Linked DNA regions of Homo sapiens: region 1 is linked to region 2. A link is an interaction called in ENCODE POLR2A ChIA-PET data of the cell type or tissue named here. Cell type or tissue: CD4-positive, alpha-beta T cell. All regions are shown on one strand.

The links. Peaks named below come from ENCODE experiments on the same cell type or tissue, not always from the same donor. Only the 100,000 strongest peaks of a DNase experiment are listed, where the experiment ranks them.
Region 1: POLR2A ChIA-PET joins it to region 2 with 16 read pairs; 27 of 35 experiments call an interaction of 5 or more read pairs at or near these places.

The regions. Positions count from the first base shown.
Region 1 is chr5:43,057,404-43,065,403 of GRCh38, forward strand. All of the region lies in intron 2 of ANXA2R-OT1 (ANXA2R overlapping transcript 1), which reads right to left. It overlaps LOC100132356 (a long non-coding RNA gene), which reads right to left. Exons shown (of 1, transcript NR_034127.1): 1 at 7,784-8,000. Among named protein-coding and RNA genes, the nearest start is that of ANXA2R-OT1, 6.0 kb to the right of the region's middle. RefSeq lists a silencer at 804-1,098. In CD4-positive, alpha-beta T cell, CTCF peaks have their summits at 7,661 and 7,861; DNase peaks (open chromatin) are centred at 6,568 and 7,598; H3K4me3 peaks cover 1,148 bases; H3K27ac peaks cover 1,481 bases.
Region 2 is chr5:43,005,312-43,013,311 of GRCh38, forward strand. No RefSeq gene overlaps it. Among named protein-coding and RNA genes, the nearest start is that of FLJ32255, 16 kb to the left of the region's middle. RefSeq lists enhancers at 2,018-2,870, 2,356-2,405, 4,874-5,374 and a silencer at 2,846-2,935. In CD4-positive, alpha-beta T cell, a CTCF peak has its summit at 5,525; DNase peaks (open chromatin) are centred at 2,440, 2,960, 3,410, 4,130 and 1 weaker place; H3K4me3 peaks cover 4,024 bases; H3K27ac peaks cover 4,849 bases.

The DNA of each region.
Region 1 (8,000 bases), 52 kb after region 2:
TAAGCTGATAAGCAACTTCAGCAAAGTCTCAGGATACAAAATCAATGTGCAAAAATCACAAGCATTCCTATACAACAATAACAAACAGAGAGCCAAATACTGAGTGAACTCCCATTCACAATTGCTTCAAAGAGAATAAAATACCTAGGAATCCAACTTACAAGGGATGTGAAGGACCTCTTCAAGGAGAACTACAAACCACTGCTCAATGAAATAAAAGAGGACACAAACAAATGGAAGAACATTCCATGCTCATCGATAGGAAGAATCAGTATTGTGAAAATGGGCATACTGCCCAAGGTAATTTATAGATTTTTTTTTTTTATTTTTTGAGACGGAGTCTCGCTCTGTTGCCCAGGCTAGAGTGCAGTGGCTTGATCTTGGCTCACTGCAAGCTCCGCCTCCCGGGTTCATGCCATTCTCCTGCCTCAGCCTCCCAAGTGGCTAGGACTACAGGCACCCACCACAATGCCCGGCTAATTTTTTGTATTTTTTTAGTAGAGACAGGGTTTCACCATGTTAACCAGGATGGTCTGGATCTCCTGACCTCGTGATCCGCCCACCTCAGCCTCCCAAAGTGCTGGGATTACAGGCATGAGCCACCGCGCCCGGCCGGTAATTTATAGATTTAATGCCATCCCCATCAAGCTACCAATGACTGTCTTCACAGAATTGGAAAAAGCTACTTTAAAGTTCACATGGAACCAAAAAAGAGCCCACATTGCCAAGACTGTGGGGGAAATAAAGAGAGATCAGGCTGTTACTGTGTCTATGCAGAAAGAAGAAGACATAAGAAACTCCATTTTGTTCTGTAGTAAGAAAAATTCTTCTGCCTTGAGATGCTATTAATCTGTAACGCTAGCCCCAACCCTGTGGTCACAGAAATATTTGCTGTGTTGACTCAAGGTTTAATGGATATAGGGCTGTGCAGGATGTGCTTTGTTAAAAATGTGTTTGCACGCAGTATGCTTGGTAAAAGTCATCACCCTTCTCTGGTCTCAAGTACCCAGGGACACAATGCACTGTCGAAGGCCACAGGGACCTCTGCCCAAGAACGCCTGGGTATTGTCCAAGGTTTCTCCCCACTGAGACAGCCTGAGACATGGCCTCGTGGGAAGGGAAAGACCTTACCGTCCCCCAGCCCGATACCCATAAAGGGTCTGTGCTGAGGAGGATTAGTGAAAGAGGAAGGCCTCTTTGCAGTTGAGATAAGAGGAAGGCATCTGTCTCCTGCTCGTCCCCGGGAATGGAATGTCTTGGTGTAAAACCCGAACGTACATTCTATTTACTGAGATGGGAGAAAACTGCCTTATGGCTGGAGGTGAGACATGCTGGCGACAATACTGCTCTTTACTGCACTGAGATGTTTGTGTAAAGTCAAACATAAATCTGGCCTACAAGCACATCGAGGCACAGCACCTTTCCTTAAACTTATTTATGACACAGAGTCCTTTGTTCACATGTTTTCCTGCTGACCCTCTCCCCACCCTGCCACATCCCCCTCACCAAGATAGTAGAGATAGTGATCAATAAATACTGAGGGAACTCAGAGACCAGAGCCGGTGCGGGTCCTCCATATGCTGAGCGCTGGTCCTCTGGGCCCACTGTTCTTTCTCTATACTTTGTCTCTGTGTCTTATTTCTTTTCTCAGTCTCTCATCACACCTGATGAGAAATACCCACAGGTGTGGAGGGGCTGGCCCCCTTCAAAGACAATCCTAAGCAAAAAGAACAAAACTGGAGGCATCATGCTACCTGACTTCAAAGGATACTACAAGGCTACAGTAACCAAAACAGCATGGTACTGGTACCAAAACAGAGAGATAAACCAATGGAAGAGAACAGAGCCCTCAGAAATAATACCATACATCTACAACCATCTGATCTTTGACAAACCTGACAAAAACAAGAAATGGGGAAAGGATTCCCTATTTAATAAATAGTGCTGGGAAAACTGGCTAGCCATATGTAGAAAGCTAAAACTGGATCCTTTCCTTACACCTTATACAAAAATTAATTCAAGATGGATTAAAGACTTAAATATTAGACCTAAAAACCATAAAAACCCTAGAAGAAAACCTAGGCAATACCATTCAGGACACAAGCATGGGCAATGACTTCATGACTAAAACACCAAAAGCAATGGCAACAAAAGCCAAAATTGACAAATGGGATCTAATTAAACTAAAGAGCTTCTGCACAGCAAAAGAAACCACCATCAGAGTGAAGAGGCAACCTACAGAATGGGAGAAAATTTTTGCAATCTACCCATCTGACAAAGGGCTAATATCCAGAATCTACAAAGAACTTAAACAAGTTTACAAGAAAAAATCAAACAACCCCATCACAAAGTGGGCAAAGGATATGAACAGACACTTCTCAAAAGAAGACATTTATGCAGCCAACAGACACATGAAGAAATGCTCATCATCACTGGTCATCAGAGAAATGCAAATCAAAACCACAATGAGATACCATCTCACACCAGTTAGAATGACGATCATTAAAAAGTCATGAAACAACAGATGCTGGAGAGGATGTGGAGAAACAGGAACACTCTTACACTGTTGATGGGAGTGTGAATTGGTTCAACCATTGCGGAAGACAGTGTGGTGATTCCTCAAGGATCTGGAACTAGAAATACCATTTGATCCAGCCATCCCATTACGGGGTATATACCCAAAGGATTATAAATCATGTTACTATAAAGACACATGCACATGTATGTTTACTGCAGCACTATTTACAATAGCAAAGACTTGTAACCAACCCAAATGTCCATCAATGATAGACTGGATTAAGGAAATGTGGCACATATACACCATGGAATACTATGCAGCCATAAAAAAGGATGAGTTCATGTCCTTTGCAGGGACATGGATGAAACTGGAAACCATCATTCTGAGCAAACTACCACAAGGACAGAAAACCAAACACTACACGCTCTCACTCATAGGTGGGAATTGAACAATGAGAACACTTGGACACAGGGTAGGGAATATCACACACCCAGGCCTGTCATGGGGTGGGGGGAGGGAGGAGGGATAACATTGGGAGGAATATCTAATGTAAATGATGAGTTAATGGGTGCAGCACACCAACTTGGCACATGTATATGTATGTAACAAACCTGCACATTGTGCACATGTACACTCGAACTTAAAAGTATAATAAAAAAATTTTAAAAAGAAAGTAGCATTTTAGAAAACAACTTCTCAATAAATAGCCTATAAACAAAAAAAAAAGTAAAAAGAAAAATAAGTGCATCCTATAGACAACACAACACAATGGGCCATGACCCAGCCAGGACATGCCAACCTGTGAAGCTGGACAGATAGATGCCTAGAGCAGAGCCCAGGCTGCCCACAAGAAATTGCTGAAAACTAAGGCTTAGGACAGACTGGAACCCAGAAAAGAAAGGAACCCCGGTCTTGGTCATGGTTCATGGCACCACTCCTTTATAACAATGCCCTAGAAGAAGCCCATGCACCTCAGTGGGAGCACTCATGCTGTTCTTGGGGAACCTTCATAGGACTGTGCCCTGCCTTGAGCTGGAAGTCTCTGCAGTAGACATCCTTCCATATTTTGTTCTTCATCTTCTGAACGCCTTCAAGGTTTTTCAATTGGAAAAATTCTATCTGCATAATCAACAATGTGCTAAGGAACTCTACTTTTAGATCTTCTTAGAATTCATAGTTCTTTGTACATGAGGATTAAAGCATTCTTCTGTATTCTCCACTTGTGAAATAGATTTGAGGTTGGTGGAGTCAGGATTGGAAACACATACAGGTGGGCAGGGGCATGAAAGGGACTGGGACCCAGATCAGAGCTGGAGGCTGAACTCCAGGGAGCCTTTGAATAGCTATGGATATCACCAGGGTGGGAAGGGACAGTGCTCCACTGTCCTGGGATTCTCTTGAAACTGAGCTTGGCCTCCCTGCTGAGAGCAGAGAACAACCATCAATAAATATTCCTTCAATGGTCTGAAGTTTACGTTTACAGGGTGGAGGTGGAAATTAAATTTAGGGAGCCATGAGGAAGACCCCCAGCCCTGTGCCTTTTGAATTGACAACCATGGCATTTCAGGGCATCAGCTCCAGGTCAGGCATTCTCAGGCAGTTGCATAATTCTGCCAATGTGGGGCCCGCCCACCTCAAAAATCCACATGGATTGGATCCAGCAAAACCAAATATTCAGCAAAACTTCAAGATCTAGCAACACTGAAGGCTCAAGTACATCACCGGTGCATACTTGGCCCAAGGAGGCTATTCTCTCACAATCTCTACCCAGCTCCGGGCCTGCAGCATCTGAGACTCACTCCTTCAAGCTGCAGGTATCCCAGGAAAAAGATTTATGCATCCTCATAGCTTCAACATGCAGTGTGTCAGGCACAGAAAAATGGTTGTCTTCAGAAAGTGATAAAAAAAACATGCAGTAGCAATCACCCTTTGGACTTTGAAACTTTTCTGTCACCTTAGATGTCAGAAACTAAAACCCAGAAACTTGGTGTTGGCATTAATTTGGTCTAGCTATGAAGACTTTTTTTTTTTTTTTTTCACACAGTGACAGTTCTGAATTTGAATATAAAGGAGCTTAGGTGCTATAATCTGAATGGAACGTGGGAATAAAACTGTCTTTGCCTTGTACTTCTTGTTAGATTAATTAAATACCAATTATCAGTATAAGAAAATGGCAATAAATTGTCAAAGTGGAATTGGAAAGTGTTTTTAGGATTTGGATATGAAGCAGGCTTCCCATGTGACCATTCTCACTTCTTATTCTGAAGTCTAACACTCTGCTTTTCTTTCTCTCCCTCTCTTCATTGATTCTTCTAGTGGCTGGTGTTTGGGTATTGTGGGAACTGAGCTTTCATCTCCTATGTTAGCCATAGAGATGAGGGCTTTGAGGGCACCATGGAATCCGATTGCTGGAAATAAATCAATCTTAAAGGAAAGGAAAATTTAAAAATCAGGTGCAACAAAAGCAAAATGAGAAAACTGCTAAACTCTACAATTCTATAAAGAAGAATTGCATAAAAAGGAAATAACAGGAAAAGGTAAGAAAATTTAAAAGGATATCAGAAAATATAGCATACAGGGTCAGAAAGATTTGAGAATATGACGAGATGGTTTTAGAAGGCAGGATGGGGCCGGGCACGGTGGCTCATGCCTATAATCCCAGCACTTTGGGAGGCTGAGGCAGACGGATCACGAGGTCAGGAGATCGAGACCATCCTGGCTAACACGGTGAAACCCTGTCTCTACTAAAAATACAAAAAAAAAAAAAAAAAAAAAAATTAGCCGGGCGTGTTGGCGGGCACCTGTAGTCCCAGCTACTCGGGAGGCTGAGGCAGGAGATTGGCGTGAACACGGGAGGCGGAGCTTGCAGTGAGCGGAGATCGCGCCACTGCACTCCAGCCTGGGAAACAGCGAGACTCTGGCTCAAAAAAAAAAAAAAAAAAAAAAAAAAAGGCAGGATGGGCTGGGCGCGGTGGTTCACGCCTGTAATCCCAGCACTTTGGGAGGCCGAGGCGGGCCGATCGCCTCAGGTCAGGAGTTCGAGACCAGCCTGACCAACATGGAGAAACCCCGTCTCTACTAAAAATACAAAATTAGCCGGGCATGGTGGCCCGCGTCTGTAGTCCCAGGCAGGAGAATTGCTTGAACCCGGGGAGGGGGTGGGGCGGAGGTTGCAGTGAGCCGAGATCTCGCCATTGTACTCCAGCCTGGACAACAGGAGTAAAACTCCGTCGAAAAGAAAGGAAGGAAGGAAGGAAGGAAGGAAGGAAGGAAGGAAGGAAGGAAGGAAGGAAGGAAGGAAGGAAGGAAGGAAGGAAGGAAGGAAGGAAGGAAGGAAGGAAGGAAGGAAGGAAGGAAGGAAGGAAGGAAGGAAGGAAGGAAGGAAGGAAAAAGAAAGAGAGAGAAAGAAAGAAAAGAAAAGAAAGGTGGCAGGATGGAATTTGGAAAAAATTAACATTTTAAAAATAGAAATGTAAAGGCGGATGGAAGGAGAGAAATTGAACAACAGGAAATGGATACCATGCATCTCTGAAATAATAACTGTTGAAAATTAGTGTGTCAATTTTAGGGTTTAATGCATTATTATAAACAAGTGGATAAACAAATATAAGTGCATATACCAGTTATGAAAACATGTCTTAAGGACTATGATTAGGACTTATCTATTACTCAGTGTCATGCTTCTAATGGCCGGTTGTGTTTTTTTTTAAAGAAAGAAAAGCCCCTATAAATGTGGCTCCTAAATATCCAGCCCTCGAGGTTGTTCCTTTGCAGGAGTCTGTTCCTTTTGGCCGGCTGCTGAACCTAGGGAGGCAGCGTGGGATGGAGTTGGCAAACATCCTGCAAGTCCACGACCCATGAAGAGCCGCTATGGTACCACTAGCAGTGCTAGGACCCAGAAACTAGCGAAACTGTTTAGGAGAAGCTGCGGGCTGGACCCACCAGCGGTGCTGCCACGGAGGTCAATCCTGCTTTGACAAGTGAGCGGTGCTGCAACTGAGAAAGTTACAGTCTGAGGAACCAGGGGTACTGGGACACAGGAAAAGGAGTCAGCCAGCTTGCTTTAGGCACACAGTAAGGGAAGGGTCCCCAGAGAACCTCCGGAATAAAAGAACTTGCACAGGCGCCTGGCCTAAATGTGCCCTTGCTGACTAAGGGCCCGCATATGCACTGGGGCAATGGGGGTGGAGCCACCAGGAATTTGCGCCTTATACAAACAGGGAACCTAGCCCCATCAGCTTTTAAATAAAAGCCCTTGTATTTAAATATTAAGGGGGCAACCAGAAACCTGTTCTCAGGACCCCTCTTTTTGCTGTGAGCTTTCCTTTTCGCTTAGTAAATTCTACTGCACTCACTCTTCGATATCTGCGTGCCCATTTCTTCATGATGGTGAAACAAAAACCTGAACTTAGCCGGGCGCGATGGCTCACGCCTGTAATCCCAGCACTTTGGGAGGCCGAGGTGGGTGGATTACCTGAGGTCAGGAGTTCAAGACCAGCCTGGCCAACATAGTGAAACCCTGTCTCTACGAAAAATACAAAAATTAGGTGGCAGTGGTGGCGTGTGCCTGTAATCCCAGCTACTCAGGAAGCTGAGACAGGAGAATCGCTTGAACCTGAGAGGCGGAGGCTGCAGTGAGCAGTGATGGCGCCATTGCACTCCAGCCTGGGCGACAGAGCGAGACTCCGTCTCCAAACAACAACAACAACAACAACCTGGACTTAGCTGAGCTGAGGAGCCAAAATCCTGCATCAATATCAAGTGTCACACTGAATAGCGGTGTGTCCTGTGGCAAACTTTATTTTTGGCGCAGTTAAGGCATTGCTACTAAGAAACTCGTCTCTGAGAAATATCGGTGGTTGGAAGGTTGTAGGGTGCTTCCACCGAGAAAGCGCCTACCCAGTGAAATACGCCTGTGACAGAAAAACCGAGGCCAAGCCCTGCCAGCAGTCTTGCCCAATCACGGTGCTGAGACAGTGAGACAGCCAGCCCGGGGAAAGTAGCCGTGCTAGGACACAGGAAGCGATACCACAAAGAACATGTGAGTCTTGTGAACAAGGAATGTTGTTTTGTTCAGCGCTACCAAGAGCGCGGCAACCGAGAAAACACGGAGTCGCCCCTAGTGGCGAAAGTGCGGATGCGAAACCGCTGGCTCGGCGTAAGAGCAGAGCCGCGGAAGAGAACCCTAGCGGCGGGGAACTAGCTCGCCTTCAGTGCTCACGGGAGAAGGCAAGTTAGAAAGAACCTGAGACGTGACACTGAAAATCAGTAGAAGAAATACGCCACATTTATTCTACCGGGGAAGACAGTGGGTAAGAAAAAAATACCGTAACATTTAAATTAAAAAATAATTAAAAATTTAAAAGCAAATAGAAATTAAAACAAAATACACTGATAACCTCGCTGCCAGAACAAGATACACCAAAAAAAAATTTTTTTTTTTGAGTATACAAAACATACAAAGCATCCTACAAACAGAAAG
Region 2 (8,000 bases):
TCTTTCTTGCCTTTCTCAGATACTTTTTTTTTAGACAGGGCCTCGTTCTGTCACCCAGACTGGAGTGCAGTGGTGCAATCTCGGCTCACCGCAACCTACCTCCACCTCCCAGGCTCAAGTGATTCTCCTGACTCAGTCTCCCGAGTAGTTGAAATTACAGGCAAGCGCCGCCACGCCTGGCTAATTTTTATTTTATTTATTTATTTATTTATTTTATTATTATTATTTTTTGAGATGGAGTCTCGCTCTGTCGCCCAGGCTGGAGTGCAGTGGCGCGATCTCTCGGCTCACTGCAAGCTCCGCCTCCCGGGTTCACGCCATTCTCCTGCCTCAGCCTCCGGAGTAGCTGGGACTACAGGCTCCCGCCGCCGCGCCCGGATAATTTTTTGTATTTTTAGTAGAGGCGGGGTTTCACCATGTTGGCCAGGCTGCTCTTGAACTCCTGACCTCAAATGATCCACCCGCCTCGGCCTCCTAAAGTGCTGCGATTACAGGTGTGAGCCACTGCGCCCAGCCTCAGATACCTTTATTAGAAATAAAGGCCAATCAGAAATGAACCCAAAGTATTTAAGAACCATTAACGTCCCTGCTAGATGTCATTTTCATCAATTCCTCGTATGTGTGAATATGCTTTAGCCAAAGACCATCAGAAACTGAGTTTGCAGTTGAAGAAACTAGATTTGTTACTCCTCACCCAAGAACTTATCATAGAGAACCACGAGCTGTCTCAAAATGAGGGTGTTAGAAAGGACATTTTAGTGGATTCAGGCTTGTGTTTGGTGATTTGAGGTATAAAAAAAATCACTGAAAAAGAACAGTTATGTAAAGTAATTGTAATTAATATATAATGAACATTTACATTGTGCTAGAGTGTTCTAAGATCTTTCAATAGTATATAACTCAGGAAAAAAGTGGACACCATGATTAGTGTAATATGCCACTGAGTTTACTGAAAAGGAATATGAAGCATAAGATTTCAGTTTACTTCTGAAATGTTACACCTTATAGTGTATAAGTGATGGAGACCTGGTTTCCTAGGTCTTCACCACCAAGGTATACAGGTCTAGTCGCCTTGGCTTTACAGTCTTTAGGTAATCATTGCCTACCTAAGCTGCCCCACTCACATTTCAACTAGCCAACATTTCTGCCAACCCACCCTCCAGAACAGCAATTTGTAGAGCTGGGGACTACTGTACCACTTCCCAGGCACTTGTCAGAGCCCAGGAAGAACTTGGAAAGATAAAAGCTTTTGGCCAAAGACAGTCCTACCAAGTATGTGCTTGGGTTGAGGAATCAAGGAATGTAAGTGGGAGGAGTCCTGGCTTCTTTCCTACCTGCACTCCTTACCCAGCAACAGACCTCTGACTTGGTCTTGATCCTAAAACAACAACAACCAAACAAAACAAAAGAAACAAAAGGCATTTGATGTTTCTCTATTATTTTATTGAGAAAGACAACCAAACGTTGATAAAGAATAGTGAAGGCAAACTTTTTTAAAGAACATGGATAGACATTATTATTATTATTATTATTGAGACGGAGTCTTGCTCTGTTGCCAGGCTGGAGTGCAGTGGCAGGATCTCGGCTCACTGCAGTCCTCCCGGTTCAAGCTATTCTCCTGCCTTAACCTCCCAAGTAGCTCGGACTACAGGCGCGCGCCACCACGCCCGGCTAATTTTTGTACTGTTAGTAGAGACGAGGTTTCACCATGTTGGCCAGGGTGGTCTCGATCTCCTGACCTCGTGATCCACCCTCCTCGGCCTTCCAAAGTGCTGGGATTACAGGTGTGAGCCACCGCACCCGGCCCGGATAGACATTATTGTAAGTGATAATTATTTCCAAAAGGATGATCCAGTAGAAGCGCTAAAATCTCAGGTAATCTAGTCCCCGAAATCCCTGGATAATGCGGCCCGGAGAGTGGGGAGAAGTAAACATCAATTCTTCCCCAGGAGGGAGGAGAAAGCCAAGTGCAGCATCCGCGGACGTGGCACTGCAAAGGACGTCTTTCCTAAATATCCAACCCTCGGGGTTCTTCCTTTGCAGGAGTCTGTTCTTTTTGCCCCGTAGCCGAACCTAGGCAGGCAGCGTGGGGTGGAGTTGGCAAACGTCCTGCAACCCATGAAGAGCCGCTATGGTACCACTAGCGGTTCTAGGACCCAAAAACTAACGAAACTGCTCAGGAGAAGCTGCAGGCTTGACCCACCAGAGGTGCTGCCACCGAGATCAATTCTGCTCGGACGAATGAGCGGTGCTATGACTCAGAAAGTGCCAGTCCGAGGAACCAGGGATACTGGGACATAGTGAAAGGAGTTAGCCAGCTTTAGGGAGACTGTAAGGGAAGGGTCCCCAGAGAACCTCCGACTGGTGTTTTGTGCAGATAAGGGAACTTGCACAAGGGACTTGCCTAAGCATGCCTGCTGCGGATTAAGAGCGCGCATGCGCACTGGGGGAATGGGATGGAGCCACCCGGGATTCTCGCCTTATACAAACAGGGAACCCAGCCTCCTTAGCTTTCATATAAAAGCCTTTGTATTCAGCCGTTAAGGAGCAACCGGCAACCTGCTTTCAGGACCCTTGTTTTTTATGAGAGCTTTCGTTTACGCTTAATAAATTCTACTCCACTCACTCTTCGATATCCGCGTGCCCACTTCCTCCTGATCGTGAGACAAGGACCCGGATATAGCTGAGCTTAGAAGCAAAAATCCTGCATCAATAGCAAATGCGGACACTGAACGACTAGCGGAGTACCCAGCGGCAAACTTTAGTTTTTGGTGCAGTTAAGGTATTGCCACTAAGAAATCGTCGTCTCTGAGAAATATCGAGGCTTGGAAGGTTGTACAGTGCTTCCACCGAGAAAGCACCTACCCAATGAAACGCCTGTGGCAGAAAAACCGAGCCCAAGCCCTTCCAGCGAAAGTGCTGAAAGAGCGCCTCCTCGGCCAATCACTGGGCTGAGACCGTGAGACAGCCAGCCCGGGGAAAGTGGCGGCGCTAGGAGAGGGGAAGCGTTACCACAAAGCACTTCTGAGTCTTGTGAACAAGAAACGTTCTGGGTTGTTTTGTTTTTGAGAAGGAGCCTCGCTCTGTCACCCAGGCTGGAGTTCAGTGGCGCAATCTCGTCTCATTGCAACCTCCGCCACCTGGGTTCAAGCATACTGCCTCAGCCTCCCGAGTAACTGGGATTGCAGGCACGCGCCACCACGGCCAGCTAATTATTGTATTTTTAGTACAGACGGGGTTTCACCCGCTGGCCAGGCTGGTCTCGAACTTCTGACCTCGAGTGATCCACCCGCCTCAGCCTCCCTAAGTGCTAGGATTACAGGCGTGAGCCACAGCGCCCCGCCGAAACGTTCTGTTGTGTTCAGCGCTTCCAGCGGTGCAGCAGCCGAGAAAACACTGAGTCTCCGCTATTGGCGAAAGTGCTGATGCGAAACTGCTGGCTCGACATAGGCACAGAGCCGCGGAAGAGAACCCTAGAGACCAGGCACCAGCTCTGCTCCCCGACTCACGGGAGAAAGCTAGTTAGTAGGAAGCTGAGACATGATACTCAAAATCAGTAGAAGAAATTATGCCACATTTACTCTCCTGGGGAAGGCAGTGGGTAAGAAAAAATAAAATACATAACATTTACATAAAAAATAAAATAAATTTTTAAAGCAAACAGAAATGAAAATAAAATACACCAGTAACCTCGCTCCCAGAAAAAGACACATCAAAAAAAATTTTTTTGAGTATACAAAACATACAAATAACCCTACAAAGAAATTGCAGTGTTGAACGATGCGATCCTACGGCTATATTTGTATTAGCACTAAACCTGTGCCTCTTGCGCCTATTCGAAAATTCCTCGGATTAAGAAGAAACAGCCATGGCTAAACCGGTATTTGCGACACCAAAAAGTTCCTGTAGCCTAGACACCTCAACTTCTGCATGAGTGAAAAATCACAAGCACAGCCAGGGCGAGAATCTCTATTGTGAAATCACACTTGGTATGACTAAAAGATTTCAGGCACTGCTAAATTTTTTTTTTAATTACATTCTCCAGTACCCAGATTTCTACAAGACTTAAAAACCGTACGAACGGCTATAATGGGGGTTCCTATTACAAAACAGGAACTTGCAACGACTACGTAGGCACGGTTAAAGCCAGCATTGTTACAACTAGAAATCGAAACTGGAATAAATCTCAACTTGCTACGCTAAGAAATAGCTAAACCCTGACTTGGTCAGACTAAGAAATCGGGAGTTTGAGAGCAGCCCGGGCAACATGGCGAAACCCCGTCTCTACAAAAAATTCTGGGTGTGGCGATGGGGAGCCTGTAATCCCAGCTGCTGGAAAGACTGAGGCGGGAGAATTACTGGAGGTTGCAGTGAGCCGAGATCGCACCACTGCACTCCAGCCTGGGAGACAAAAATGGACAAACAAACCAACAAACAAAGTTAACATTCTGAATAGGTTTATCAACATAAAGACACTGCTAGCTAACATTGGCTAGCCTCTCTAGATCTGCTAGAGATGTTTGCCTTTCTAGATCTGCTTACCATGCTTCAGTCACCTCTATGTTGCAAGAAGTAACCTGCATGGACTGCACTGGAGAGCTACTTTTGCTCCCAGGATTCTGATTGAGTTTAGGCACTGAAAGACACCAGCTGTTCAGAGATATGGAGTAGACCTTGCTTTGTTCCCCCTGGGCCTCAGTATATTGAATTATTTTACCTGAAGTCAAAATTAGGCTGCACTGCGGCTCCAACAGTTCCAGCAGACACAGGGAGGGCAGCACTGAAAGGGCAACACTTCGTCCTGGACATCTCAAAGTCCAGCCCCCGGTGATCCCGGCAGCCATCCGCCAGACCCTCTGAGGCCACATCTGCCTCACTTCTCAACTGAGCCATCTTCCCAGCATAAACAGCCGCTGCTTCCTCCTCCTCCGCCCTCTCCTCACATCCCCTGTGAATCTGAAGCCTGCAGGCAGGAAAAAGCAGCCCTTTTTCCCTCCAACATCCCCACCCTCACCTCTCAGGAGTAGAGTGTGCTTAGTGCGCCCCCAGCCCTGTCAGTTCTTCCGACTCTTATTCCAACTCGGGAGCCCTCCCAGGCGCCTATCCTAACTGGACCTTAGGGACCTTGAGTCTACTGAAGCCAGGAAGCCCACCCCTTGAAAACCTCCGGTGACTTCACAAGGATACCCAGCCCCTAGTCGGGCAAGAGACCATTCTCTGGGGAAAGAAAATTCTGTGGTGGCTTGTAGGTTCCTCTTTCTTTTCTCTGACCTCTTTTCTCAGTTCTGCTCATTTCACTCCTCTAGTGGGAAGACCTCAACCCTCCTCTCCCTTCCTCTACCCACTGTCAAGGTACACACACACACACACACACACACACACACACACACACAGACACATCCACCTGGGGCTGCTCGACGTTTTCCTCCTCTGTCTTCCCTGGAGTCTTCCCTTGTCTTTCCTGTGCAGCAGAAGGTGGATGGTGATTCTCATCCACCTTCAATGCCCTATACTCCCCACACGGAGGAGACACATTGGTGAAATAGGATTGATTTTTGTCCCCTGGTGGACCAGCAGATGTCCTGGTTTCTGCCTCACACACCAAAGGAAGTGCTTGACTGCTTTTTTCAGCTTGGGTTAACCTGCTGATCCATCAGCATAGCTTGTTACAGATATAATCCAGGTTATGTACGTGTGCTGGAGACAGCCACATGCCACCCTGGAAGTCCCTCACGGCTCTTCCTGGTCTTCTTTTCTCAGCCAGGAGATAGAGGAAAAGCGTCAGTGGGGCTGGGAAATCAATGACTGCCTGAGTTTCCTAACTTCCACATCACTTCTGGAGCCATGCCAGTTAGGGATCTCACCAGTCCTTTAATGTGCCCTGGGGGAGACCATTGTAATAGCACTTGAAATCCCAGAGACAGCAAGGGTCCCACTGAAAGCACCTGGCACAGTATTCTCTGGTAGAATTTGGAATCCAGTTTTCCATTGACTGTTGTCAATTTTGAAACCCAAAGAAATCAGCACATGTGCTGCTGCTCTTCTGGGAGGTCCAGCAGACACAGGGTCAAATTCTGTAAAATAGTTGATGAGATTTATTGTGAACCAAATGTGAGTGACCATTAGCCCATGAAACAGCCATCAGGAGATCCTGAGAACATGTGCTTCAGGTGGTCAGTGCACAACTTGGTTTATATATATTTTAGGAAGTCATGAGATCAATACATTTAAGGTGTTGTACATTGGTTCAGTCCAGAAAGGCAGTACAACTGGAAGCATGATCTTTCAAGTTGGAGAGGTTCAAAAATTTTATGATTGGCAATTTGTTGCAATAACTATTATCTCTAGAAAGGAATGCCTGGGTTGCCATAAGGTGTTCCAGAGACAAAGGTGTCGCAGATGAAGCCTCCAGGTGGAAGACTTCAGAGAGATAGATTGTAAATGTTTCTAACCAGACTTAAAGAGTCTGTTCTATCAATAATTTTAAAAGAGAGGAGAATATAATGAGGCATGTCTGACTCCCCCTTCCCAGCATGGCTTGAAACTACTTTTTCAGTCTAACTTTGGAATGCCCTTGGCGGAGAAGAGGGGTCCATTCAGATGTTGGTGGCAGGGGGCTTCAAATTTTATTTTTGGTTTACAATAGCAATGAAGTAATAACCACATTCAAGTTTAGTAAATGAGTGAGCCCTCATCTACTATGGTTATGTTTGTGTCCTGGTCTGAAAACCAATTTTTTTTTTTTATTGTTTTCTGGAATTATTCCTGGACATGAGGACTCTACCTGTCAGAGTTCAGTTAGGAAAAGAAACCAAAGCAGCCCACACCGTGAGAGCCAAGCTAATGTGCTGCCATCCCACTGCCAAGCCATAACCAGAATGACTGTTCATCTTTTTATTGCCTCATGTCCCACTAAGCCTGCCTACCATTGTGACCCTGTTGGTAAGGCAAATTTAGAAATGGAGGTTTTAGGAGTCCAGGCCCACAACTCAAGGGAGGAAACAAAAAGGCATAAATGTGCCTAACCACGAAGAATAAACACAGTAAAATAATAACTAAATGTGTTTTAAAAGCTAAATTTTAAAGATGTTTTTTTGGGTGGGGGAGATGGAGTCTTGCTCTGTTGCCCAGGCTGGGGTGCAGTGGCGGGATCTCAGCTCACTGCAACCTCCGCCTCCCAGGTTCACACCTTTCTCCTGCCTCAGCCTCCCAAGTAGCTGGGACTACAGGCGCCCGCCAACATGCCCGGCTAATTTTTTTGCATTTTTAATAGAGATGGGGTTTCACCGTGTTGGCCAGGATGGTCTCGATCTCCTGACCTTGTGATCTGCTCGCCTCGGCCTCCCAAAGTGCTGGGATTACAGGCGTGAGCCACCGCGCCCAGCCTTTTTTTTTTTTTTTTTTTTTTGAGACAGAGTTTTGCTCTTGTTGCCCAAGCTGGACTGCAGTGGCGCAATTTTGGCTCACGGCAATCGCTGCCTCCCGATTCAAGCGATTCTCCTGCCTGAGCCTCCCGAGTAACTGGGATTACAGGCATGCGCCACCATGCCTGGCTAATTCAGTAGAGATGGGGTCTCATCATGTTGGTCAGGCTGGTCTTGAACTCCTGACCTCAGGTGATCTGCCTGCCTCGGCCTCCCAAAGTGCTGGGATAACAAATGACTTCTTTTAACACAAAAACCCAATGTACTATCACTGTACTAACTACAAGATTAGACAACAAAAAAACCATTTTATTACATGACACTATGCCATAGGCAATGAGTTCCTCTAATTGAGCACAGTTTAAAAGTTGAGACATGACCATTTTCATTTGCATCCATGAAGCTCTGTGGCTGTATGTATAATCTCAATTGGAGGAAAAATCTAACATCTACATTTGAGGCTCATGAGTCTGAGGCCTTGTTCGATTGGCCCTCCTGTGGATATCCCCTCGCCCCACTGGCCCCAAGCCTACACATCTTATTAGATTTGAGCTTAGTCCTCTGAGTGGGGTCTTG